Regions from separate parts of the Homo sapiens genome. Here region 2 is linked to region 1. The links are chromatin contacts, found by Hi-C or POLR2A ChIA-PET in ENCODE. All regions are on one chromosome and are shown on one strand. Each heading gives the region's core, a stretch centred on a gene start or an enhancer-like site at or near the end of the contact. The rest is flanking DNA. Distances are from core to core; before and after follow the strand shown. Region 1 overlaps PPP2R5C (protein phosphatase 2 regulatory subunit B'gamma). Region 2 overlaps PPP2R5C (protein phosphatase 2 regulatory subunit B'gamma).

Region 1 (5,208 bases), core at 2,029-4,528:
TTAAAACCAGAGCTAATTATTCTCCACCACTGAGACCTTTCTGATTAGGAAGCCAGTGCCCTATGGATTATGAATTTTTCCCATCTGGTTGGTGGGAACAGACACTGTTCCCAGCCCCGAACAAGTACTGGGTTCTCACTAATCCTTTCAGGTGGTTCTTTTCCCAACCTCTGGTAGTTTTCTCACACAAATATGCTGATCTGTACTCTGCTGAATAGTTGAGTGACCTCTACAAATAAATCACTGTAGTTCTTCTCTGTGTGCAGCTGTCTCCCCTGTGGAACTCTGCCTTGCAAATTCTAATCCAGTTTGAATCCTGGGTCCCACCTGGGTTCTTTCTGCCTATACTACAACCTAAAAATCTATCAAGGCAGGAGCCTGGGGCGGTGTGGGACGTGCCTCACTTGTTCCCATCTCAGGGATCACTGTCCTTATCCTTCGTTGTCTGAAATCCAGTGTCTTGAAAACCGTAATTTTATATATTTTTGCCCAAATATTTGGTTGTTTCAGGCAGTAGCATAAACCTCATCCTTGTTACTCCATCTCATCTGGAAGCATAAGTCTGCTTCATTTATAATAGATACTCAATAAACACTTAACTCCGTCCACCCAGGGGATCTAGCAATTATTATAAAAATGAAAGACTGTTTGCATAATTTATAATGCCATAATTTCATACGTCATTTGGGGTTAGGGGAAATGGCTGTGCATACATGACTGGGAAGTGATAAGGAGTTTAGCTCTGAAACTTCCCTTCTCAGTTGATTTATATCACGTTGGATAGAGAGTATGTTGTTCTGCTATGCTAAAGCATTACTAAACTTTCTCATACCTTACTGCAAAAAGAAATCAGAATACATGATAAAGCAAATATATTAGAATGCTAATGGTAAAATCTAGATGATAGCTGTTCGCTATAAAATTCTTTCAACTTTATTGCATTGAAATTTTTCGTAATAAAAACATTGGGAATACATCATTCAGAATCTATACGAAACTAATCTTTGGCCCAGAGTAAATAACTTAAGAGCACTTCCAAATCCAGTGTTATCTTTAAATGACACTAGTTGAATTGAATTATAAGTATTATGAATTATTTCTTATGTATAAATATTCTAAACTCAAAAAATATAAACTCATGCACATAACTGTAAATGATTTATTTTCATGCTTATCTGAAGATGATCTTGTTATGAAACTGTAGAAAATTAAAATATTCATTGTTTGAAAAGTTTAGACTAAATTTCCTTTATTAAGTATTCTACAAAGGTTTGTAAGTTGTTTGTTTTTTTTTTAATTTGAGACAGAGTCTTGCTCTGTCGCCCAGGCTGGAGTGCAGTGGCACGATCTCAGCTCACTGCAACCTCCACCTCCCAAGTTCAAGCGATTCTCCTGCCCCAGCCTCCAGAGTAGCTGGGATTACAGGCCTGTGCCACCATACTTGGCTAATTTTTGTATTTTTAGTAGAGACAGGGTTTTGCCATGTTGGCCAGGCTGGTCTTGAGCTCCTAACCTCAGGTGACCTGCCCGCCTCAGCCTCCCAAAGTGCTGGGATTACAGGGGTGAGCCACCGCGCCTAGCCCGTAAGTTTTTATTTCCATATCTTTAACTGCTATTTAGGAACATATTTGAATAGATTGTAAAAATAGCAAGTTATTCAAAGTAAGAATTTTCAATGTTGTGGTTCTTTTCTTGACTGTCACATCATGGCATCTATTTGGAGGTGAAATCGATTCTTTGAAAGCAGCTCTTGCTGTGGAGGAAGCGCGAGGTAGATTTGTGGGAAGAAGGCTCTGCTCTCCCTTACCTCTCTTCACTGCCGAGCACTCATTGTGTGCCAGGGCCAGCAGGAAGATATTAAACCAAGGACTTCCCGGCCACCCAGTCATACTTGAGATAAATATTCCAAAGAAAATGTACAGCATCATAGAAGAGCTTAAAATTAGGGGCCCAATTAGGACTGTAATTATTTTGCAGCTGAGACGTAAAGGTTTAATGAGACATTTTTCACAGTTTCCAGGTAATTAATTGGTGTTGCAGTTAATAAGGTGACTGATGCGTGCTTTTCCCAGGATCCATTTACTCTCAGCAAGTGTTTGAGGACCTCCTAGGTGCCAGGCACAGTGGTAGGTGCTGGGATTGCTGTGCATTTATGTTCTCTAGATGATAGCTGAGTTCTGGTGCCATGAAAGCAGATTCAAACTCACTTTACAAATGGGGAAAGGGGTAGTATCTCCCTTTAAGACTGCTACTACGATTTTTACTATTCTACCTAAATTTTAGGTTAAGTTCATTGAGTTCATCAAAAATTCAGTTTAAGATTGTGTCTGCTTTATACATTGCTCTGCGAAGTTCCATCTTTGTAATATGATCTCATTCCACATCAAAGGTTCCTCCGTTTTTTCGGGCATTCTTCAGTGCCTTTTATTAGAGTTTTCTGCTTTCTCCATCAAGGCCTTGTAACTAGGTCAGTAATTCCCAGGCACTTTGTAGTTTTTGTGTCTGGGTAGCTGGAGTCTTCGTCTCTGTTTCTTTTTTGTATTTGCTTAATTGTTAGTGGAAAGGTGGTTGCTGTTGGTTTCATATTTTTGATATTTGCATGTGGTAGTCTAGTTGTGATGGTCTGTCTGTTGCTTCTGTTTTCCAGCTATATCATTTGCAAACAAATGACAATTTTGTACTTAAATATATATATATTGCGAAGGGGCTTAACACTTTCTGCCCTTCCCAGAAATGTATCTCTTAGCAATATGACTCGTAGAACCTAACAGTTCCATCACAGGAGGAAGTGTTCTGCAGTAACTGTAATTTGGCCTTTGATGGATTCATCTGTTATAAATCCTGTTGACATGAATAAAACAGAGAATAAATAACAGAATAACCCTTGTGGTTTTGAACAGAGAACTGTAAATAATCAAACCTTTCTTTCCTGTTGCCTCTAAAGTTAGACTGTCAGCGGTTTTTTTTTTTAATGTATCCCTTCATGTCTTAAAATTTTTATATGTTACACTGCTGCAGTTATGTTACGGCATAAATATTCACTCATTGGTAATGAATGATAACACATACAGAAAGGCTGCATGATATTGCTGAATTGTAAGAATTTTCCGTAAAGTTGCTTCTTGGGCCATTCTAGTTTACATCTAATTTAATAAATTTAGCAATTTGGAGAACATCTGCAGGACTGATGTAAGTACTGAAAGTGGAAGTGTCAGGGAGGCAGCAGAAGCAGGTGCTTCCTGATATTAACCAGAGACGGTCCTGGCACAGATGGGGCCGTGTGAATCACATGCAGACATACGTATGCACTCACGTGCGTGCCATTATTTTCATGTGGAGGTCAAACAGTCAGAAACGTTTGGGAAGTGCTGTGTAATGCTAACTGTTCGTGCATAATGTTTTCCCATTTAGTAAGTGCTGTTGCATGTGTTTTCTGTGATTCTCACCACAGCCCAATGCAAAAAATAAAAAAAGGATTTACGCTTTTTTTTTTTTTTTTTTTTTTTTTTGAGATGGAGTCTCACTCTATTGCCCAGGCTGGAGTGCAGTGGTGCAATCTCGGTTCACTGCAACTTCCACCTCCCAGATTCAAGTGATTCTCCTGCCTCAGCCTCCCGAGTAGCTGGGATTACAGGCACCCACCACCACACCCAGCTAAGTTTTGTATTTTTAGTGGAGATGGGGTTTCACCATGTTGGCTAGGCTGCTCTTGAACTCTTGACCTCAAGTGATCCACCCGCCTCGGCCTCCCAAAGTGCTGGGATTACAGGCATGAGTCACCGCGCCTGGCCTTTACCCTTTCCAATGGAGGAGAAAATTGAGGCTCAGGCAGGCTGTTTGGTCTGAGGTCCTTCTTCTAGGTGGGAAGAGGGTGTAGAGAGACTGTTTCCATGAGGCTGTGCTGCCTTTGTTGGGCAGCGTGATTCTGCGTCTGTGCCTCTGGGTGTGCGCTGGATCCGTAGGTCTCATTTGAGAGATCACAGTGACCCTGTGTGCTGCCCAGAAGACCCGGGACTCCTTAGACCTCAGAGCTTCTTTGGTGTTCACTGCATAACGTTGATGTCTTCTCTGTTTCCTCAGACCGGATCCATGCATCCAGGTAGCATGGCAGTGACATTTGCACACAGACATCAGCACCCCAGGTTTCTGTACCTGGGGCTCCTGCCCCTGATTCGCCCCTGCAGCTTTTGTGTTAAGAAATGTTGCTAGGTCAGAAACCCAAGAAGAATTTGAGGTGATAGACCGTTGGCCCTCTGTTCCTTCCCCCCGCCCCAGTATTACTTTTTACTTAACCTTTTCTAGAGATATGCACTAAATTAATGCAATGTAATGTGGTAAGAAAGGTGTGTAGAAGTTAGGAGTGCAAGTTTTTTTCCTTACACATGAGAAATGACTTTCAATCAATCAGAATTGGCCTGGAATGAACCTTCCCGGACCTAGGTCGGTCATCAGTCAAGGACGCTGTATCAGTCTGCTCAGGCTGCCGTAAGAAAATACCACAGGCTGGTGGCTTAAACCACAGAAATGTGTCTTCTCTCCATTCTAGAGGCTGGAAAGTCTAAACTCAAGGGTGTAGCAGGGTTTGTTCCCTGCTGAGGGCCTTTTCTGGCTTGCAGACGGCCACTGTGCCCTCCCATGGCCTTTGCTCCGAGCAAGTGCAGAGAAGGCGAGTGTGAGCCTTCTACCATCCCTCCTTACAAAGACACTAATCCTGGAGGGCCAAGGCCCCACTTATGACTTCATTCACCCTTCATTATTTTCTCTGAGGACCCATCTCCAAATCCAGCCACACCAGGGTTTAGGTCTTTAACATGAATGTGAGGAAGGGAGGCCACAAGCATTGAGTCCATGACAGACACTGAAAAGAGGACATTGTGTTCAGAGCAAGCCATCTGAGTCACCTTGCAGGCCCTCAGCTCAGCATCAAGGATTCAGTGAGTGTGCAGGTGTTTGAGACGGGGCCTAGCTGCTGGGCTGACTGTCACTGTGCGGGAGAGCTTCAACTGGAAACCCTAATCACTAGCTTTCCTGCTAGTAGAAACCACCAGTTTACTTAGGAATCTCAGCTGACTGGGTGCCTCAGTCAGGGCTGTGCAGAGAAACAGCAGGAGAGACAGAGATTGAGATCTCAAGGACTTGCCTTCTGCAGTGGGTGAGTCCAGCGGGCAGGTCTGGACTCCGTGGACAGGCAGCGGGCACGAGACTTGG
Region 2 (4,923 bases), core at 625-3,124, 85 kb before region 1:
TAATAAAAGAATTTAAAGCCACGTATTCATTCTGAGTGTAACCTTCAGCCCTATCCCTAGATTTTATTTTTTCCTAACTTTTCAAGTCATAGGTTTTTCTTTTTTAGAGTTGAGGCATAATTTACATATCCTAAAACTCACCCATTGTAACTGGAAAATTTAGTTATTTTAGCAAATACATAGAGTTGTGCAACCGTCACCACAATTCTGTTTTAGAATGTTTCCATCTGCCTCCAAAAGTTACCTCGTGCCATTCACCATTAAGTTCCCCTCCGGGCCCCAGCTGCAGGCACCCACTGATCTGCTTTCTGTCTCTAGACTTACTTTCTTCCGGACACTTCATATAAGCGAAGTCATACCATAGGTAGTCTTTTACACCTGCTGTAAGGTTTTTGAGGTTCATCTGTGTTGTTTCTTTTTAATGCCGCATCATATTCAGTCAGATGGATACACCACATTTTGTTTATCCGTTCACCAGTTAATGGACATTTGGGCTGTTTCTTAGCTGGTATGAGTAACAGTGCTGCTGTGAACATTTGCATAGAAGTCTGTGCGAGCAGATATTTCATTTCTCTTGAGTAGATACCTAGGAGTGGAATTCCTGGCTTGTGTGGTAAATTTATGTTTAGCTTGTTAAGAAACTGTTGGCTGGGCACCGTGGCTCACGCCTGTAATCCCAGCACTTCGGGAGGCCGAGGCGGGCGGATCATGAGGTCAGGAGATCAAGGCCATCCTGGCTAACACGGTGAAACTCCATCTTTACTAAAAATACAAAAAATCAGCTGAGCATGGTGGCACTCGCTTGTAGCCCCAGCTACTCGGGAGGCTGAGGCAGGAGAATTGCTTGAACCTGGGAAGTGGAGGTTGCAGTGAGCCGAGATCACACCACTGCACTCCAGCCTGGGCAACAGAGCAAGACTCCGTCTCAAAAAAAGAAAAAAGAAAAGAAAAGAAAAAGAAACTGCCAAACTGTTTTCCAAAGTGGTTGTACTGTTTTACATTTCCACCAACAATGTATGAGGGCTCTGATGTGGCCACATTCTTGCCAATATCTATTATTGTCTTTTCGATTATAGCTTAATTCTTGTGGGTGTGTAATGGTGTCTCACTGTGGTTTCCATTGGCCTTTCCCCAATGACTGGAAATTTTAAGCATCTTTTCATATGCCTGTTAGCCATTTGTCTCTCTTCTTTGATGAGATGTCTTTTTTTAAGTTGGTTGTCTTCTTCTTGTTGAATTGTAACAGTATGTTTTCCCAGATATGAGTCCTTTATTTTAACAGAAAATAAAATACAGTAAAAATAAATTATTACAGAAGTGAAGTACAAAATACACTGTGTATAAAATAGTGTTTTTATTATTATAGTCAGTAGACATAAGATTACCCTGTTAAGTTGATACGAAAGTTTTGAAACGCTTATTCTCAATTTTTGTTATTCGTTGTAAATCTTCAGATTTGTCTATATGTGTCAAACCCTTCTTTTGAGCTTTTAATTTCAGGGTTTTTTTTTTCATTTATGAAAGTTCTGTTTGGTTCTTTTTTCAGTCTGCAGTGCCATTTTAAAATATTTTCCTATTCTCTTGAACATACCATCAAAACTTGTATGGTATACAAGTTTAGTATAGTATACTAAATAAGTATAGTAAACGCAGCTGTTTTATAGCCTGCGTCAGGTCACACTAGTATCTGAGGTGTTTGACACATTTTGTTCATGATGTCTTATTTCCTTGTGTACCTGATTTTTTTTATTGTATATTGGTCATTGTATTCAGATATGTGAAATAAATTGAAACCTAGAATCAAAGTGTCTTCTTCAATAGGGATTTGTTTTTGCTCTGCCAGACACCTGGAGGCACTGCCAATCTGGGAGTGCCTTAAACCACAACACTGGTTTGTTAAATCAACCGACCCAGTTGTTCTGCAATATATCCCACTTACCCCACTGCGGTTCCTGTAAATGGAAACCTTTTTTGGCTGAAATACATCAGAGGCAACGCTTTATAACTTAGGAGATAGTGACATTATTGTGAGAGATGCATAGCCTCTGGTTGCCTATCATCAGAAGTGATGCTAAATTTTCAGTTTTACTAGTGAATTCAGTTGATGACAGATTGATATCTCTATTGAACAATTACATATTTCCCTTTACAATTCAAAAAGTACTAGTAATAGTCTGCAGTGTATATTTTGGCATCCTACCAATGTGTATTCCCTGTCAACCATGTGCTAATGTCTTGAACAACAGTTGATAATCCTTGCCTGAGTCAGTAGTTTCAGTTTCACTAGCGAATTCAACATTTACTCTAACGTTCTTCTGAAAGCAGTGATTTTTCTTACCAACCAGAGATACTTGGTTATCTTGAAATGGAGCTCCTACTGAAAAAGAAGGATAAGCTTAATTCTTTGTCTTTTATTACCAGTTCCCTCTAATGGTGACAGCTGAAGCTTTTTTCTAGCTTTCTCTTTGTTTTAATATCATTGTGGACTAATATATTGTTGATTTCAGTGTGTTTTCATGTACCAAAAGCATTAGTCTTTCTGGTGTTCAGATGGCATAATTGCAATCATTAAGTGCCCTTTAGGGTAGCTCGTGTGTTTTTTTGTTTGTTTTTGTTTTTTTACATAGCCTCATTTATTTTTGATTCCTTGATTTCTGACACAGTGAGACATCCCTTGGGCTCATTTAATACCTTCTCTTCCCCAGACTTCAAATCAGCCATTTTTCTTTTCTTTTTTTTTTTTTTGAGACAGTCTCATGGTCTCATCCATGCTGGAGTGCAGTGGTGCAATCTTGGCTCCCTGCAGCCTCCGCCTCCCACATTCAAATGATTCTCCTGCCTCAGCCTCCCAAGTAGCTAGGATTACAGGCGTGTGCCACCATGCCCAGCTAATTTTTATATTTTTTGTAAATATGGGGTTTCACTATGTTGGCCAGGCTGGTCTCAAACTCCTGACCTCAAGTGATCCACCCACCTCGGCCTCCCAAAGTGCTGAGATTACAGGCATGAGCCACCACACCTGGCCAAATCAGCTATTTTTCAAAGAGCCCTGGTTCCTTTCAGTAGTAAATATATTAGCAACCAAAATCTGGGTCAGAGGGATGTTTATTGCTACTGGTCTGACATTACTTTTAAATGCTTTCAATGGAGGGAGCGAGGATATAAATTTTCTGAATCGTACATTCATATTGATATTTTAAATTTAATTTTAACATTATAGTGTTTTTGAAGCAGGATATTTCCCTGACCACTTCACGGGCAGGAACTGGACTGCGTGGGTGTGGGAACTAGCTGGCCCCTTCAGCGCCAGCAAGGGCGATCTCCACTTACTCGCTGCTCCACCCCTCGTGGGAGGGGAAGTGCAGGTGAGCTGGTGCAGGAGCACTTTTGGGCACCAGCAGGAGCAAACCCCATACCAGCCCCATGGCAGCGTCTTCAGGGGTCCCTGTGATCCCTGAAGCCCCAGAGAAAGTGTTGCAGTACTCTTTTAGCTCTGCCATCCATGGATGACTTAAGTGTTAACAGCTCAGTGGAGGGTCAGTGGGACAACCTTTTACACCCATACTCATGGCACCCAAGTTGTTGTCCAGCATCCAGGAGGAATGAGGTTGCATGAAGGAATTGAAGATGGTAAATGCAGGGGATTTTATTGCCAATGAAAGTGGCTCTCAGTGGGAAGGGAAGCTAAAAAGGAGACAGAGTGGGAAGGTAATCTTCCCCTGAAGTCTGGCTGTCTCCAGCCAGATTCTTCTCTGAAGTTACGCCATCAAGTTGTCCCTCTGAAGTCAAGCCACTTCTTTCCAACATCCAACTCTAGTCTCCTATGTCCAGTTGCTTCTCTTCTCTCTACCAGCTGAGCCTGGGGTTTTTATGGGCACAGGATGGAGGCACGGGGCAAGCCATGGGTGGTTTTGGAAAAGGCAACATTCGAGTGGGGAAACAGGAATGCATGTTCTCACTTTGGACCAAGGTTCCAGGCTTTTCGGCTTGAGGCTAGGGCCCTCACAAGGGACGTGCCCTCTTCTGCCCAGAACTTCCCTGCTTCCTGTTCCTATCACTTTCACTTATTTCTTGGCTTTCATAGTTTTATCTCTGTCTTACACTGAAAATGTTGATTTCTAGCATCACTAATGTAATTATGGGTATATTCTCTTAAACAGTTCCCAAAAACAATATTGATATTACTGCAAACAGTTGGAACTTTGAATTGACCCATAGTCATTGCAGAAAGAAACAGCTGTTGACTTTATTTATTTATTTATTTTAGAGACAGTTCCATGCGATGTTGCCCAAGCTGGTCTTGAACTCCTGGGCTTAAATGATTCTCCTGCCTCAGCCTCCCAAGTAGCTGGGATTACAGGCACGCACCACCATGCCTGGCTACTGTTGGCATTTTTATTGGGATCCTGTTACATTTTGCAAATATCTGAGGGAGGGCTGGCATCTTGTGATGTGTGCCTCCTCTAAGAGTATGCTATGACTATTTTCCAAGGCCACTTTCATGTCCTTTAAGGCTGTTTTTAAGTTTCCCTTGTAGGTTTTGCATGTCTCTTACTAAGCTAATGCCTAGATAATCATTATCATCGCTCTTGTAAATAGAGTCTTTTCTTCCATTGTGTCTTCTAGTTATTAGTTGTTTATATGAAGGCTATTGAATTTGGGGGCCTTGCTTTCATAACCTGCTTCCTTACTGAATTACCTGATTGTTTGCATCAGTTTTTCAGTTGATTCTTTTGAATATTCAGGTATTAATTAGAGCATCTGCACATAATTTCACCTCTGTTTATAATTGTAAACTCACATGTCTTTCTCTCCAGTTGACTAATAAATTCAGTAAAACAATTTCAGTAAAATGTTACATAGTGGTGGTGAGAGTGGGCATACTTGTCTTGTTTCTGACATTAGTGGGAACGAGAGGCATGA

The links. Hi-C counts contacts between places; a loop is a spot of excess contacts on that map. ChIA-PET counts read pairs that join two places held with the same protein, here RNA polymerase II (POLR2A). Pooled maps may share reads with other maps.
Region 2: a loop to region 1 is called in a pooled map, with 4 times the contacts of the local background. The contact joins two enhancer-like sites. A Hi-C loop is called at or near these places in 3 of 168 maps with a recorded cell type or tissue (Right ventricle myocardium inferior and heart left ventricle), 1 of 37 single-sample maps with no recorded cell type and 9 of 50 pooled maps. POLR2A ChIA-PET finds 5 or more read pairs at or near these places in 25 of 52 experiments (A549, AG04450, B cell and 19 more).

What each region holds. Positions count from the first base shown.
Region 1 is chr14:101,873,458-101,878,665 of GRCh38, forward strand. All of the region lies in intron 4 of PPP2R5C (protein phosphatase 2 regulatory subunit B'gamma), which reads left to right. Among named protein-coding and RNA genes, the nearest start is that of DYNC1H1, 89 kb to the right of the region's middle. RefSeq lists a silencer at 2,574-2,643 and an enhancer at 2,964-3,033. Within about 2 kb of position 3,279, at least 18 of the 41 ENCODE cell types and tissues checked have a DNase peak (open chromatin) inside an H3K27ac peak, as active enhancers do; they include CD4-positive, alpha-beta T cell and OCI-LY7, where a contact is called at or near this core.
Region 2 is chr14:101,790,153-101,795,075 of GRCh38, forward strand. The region is part of intron 3 of PPP2R5C (protein phosphatase 2 regulatory subunit B'gamma); the gene reads left to right. Among named protein-coding and RNA genes, the nearest start is that of PPP2R5C, 31 kb to the left of the region's middle. RefSeq lists an enhancer at 377-446. Within about 2 kb of position 1,875, at least 6 of the 41 ENCODE cell types and tissues checked have a DNase peak (open chromatin) inside an H3K27ac peak, as active enhancers do; they include CD4-positive, alpha-beta T cell and OCI-LY7, where a contact is called at or near this core.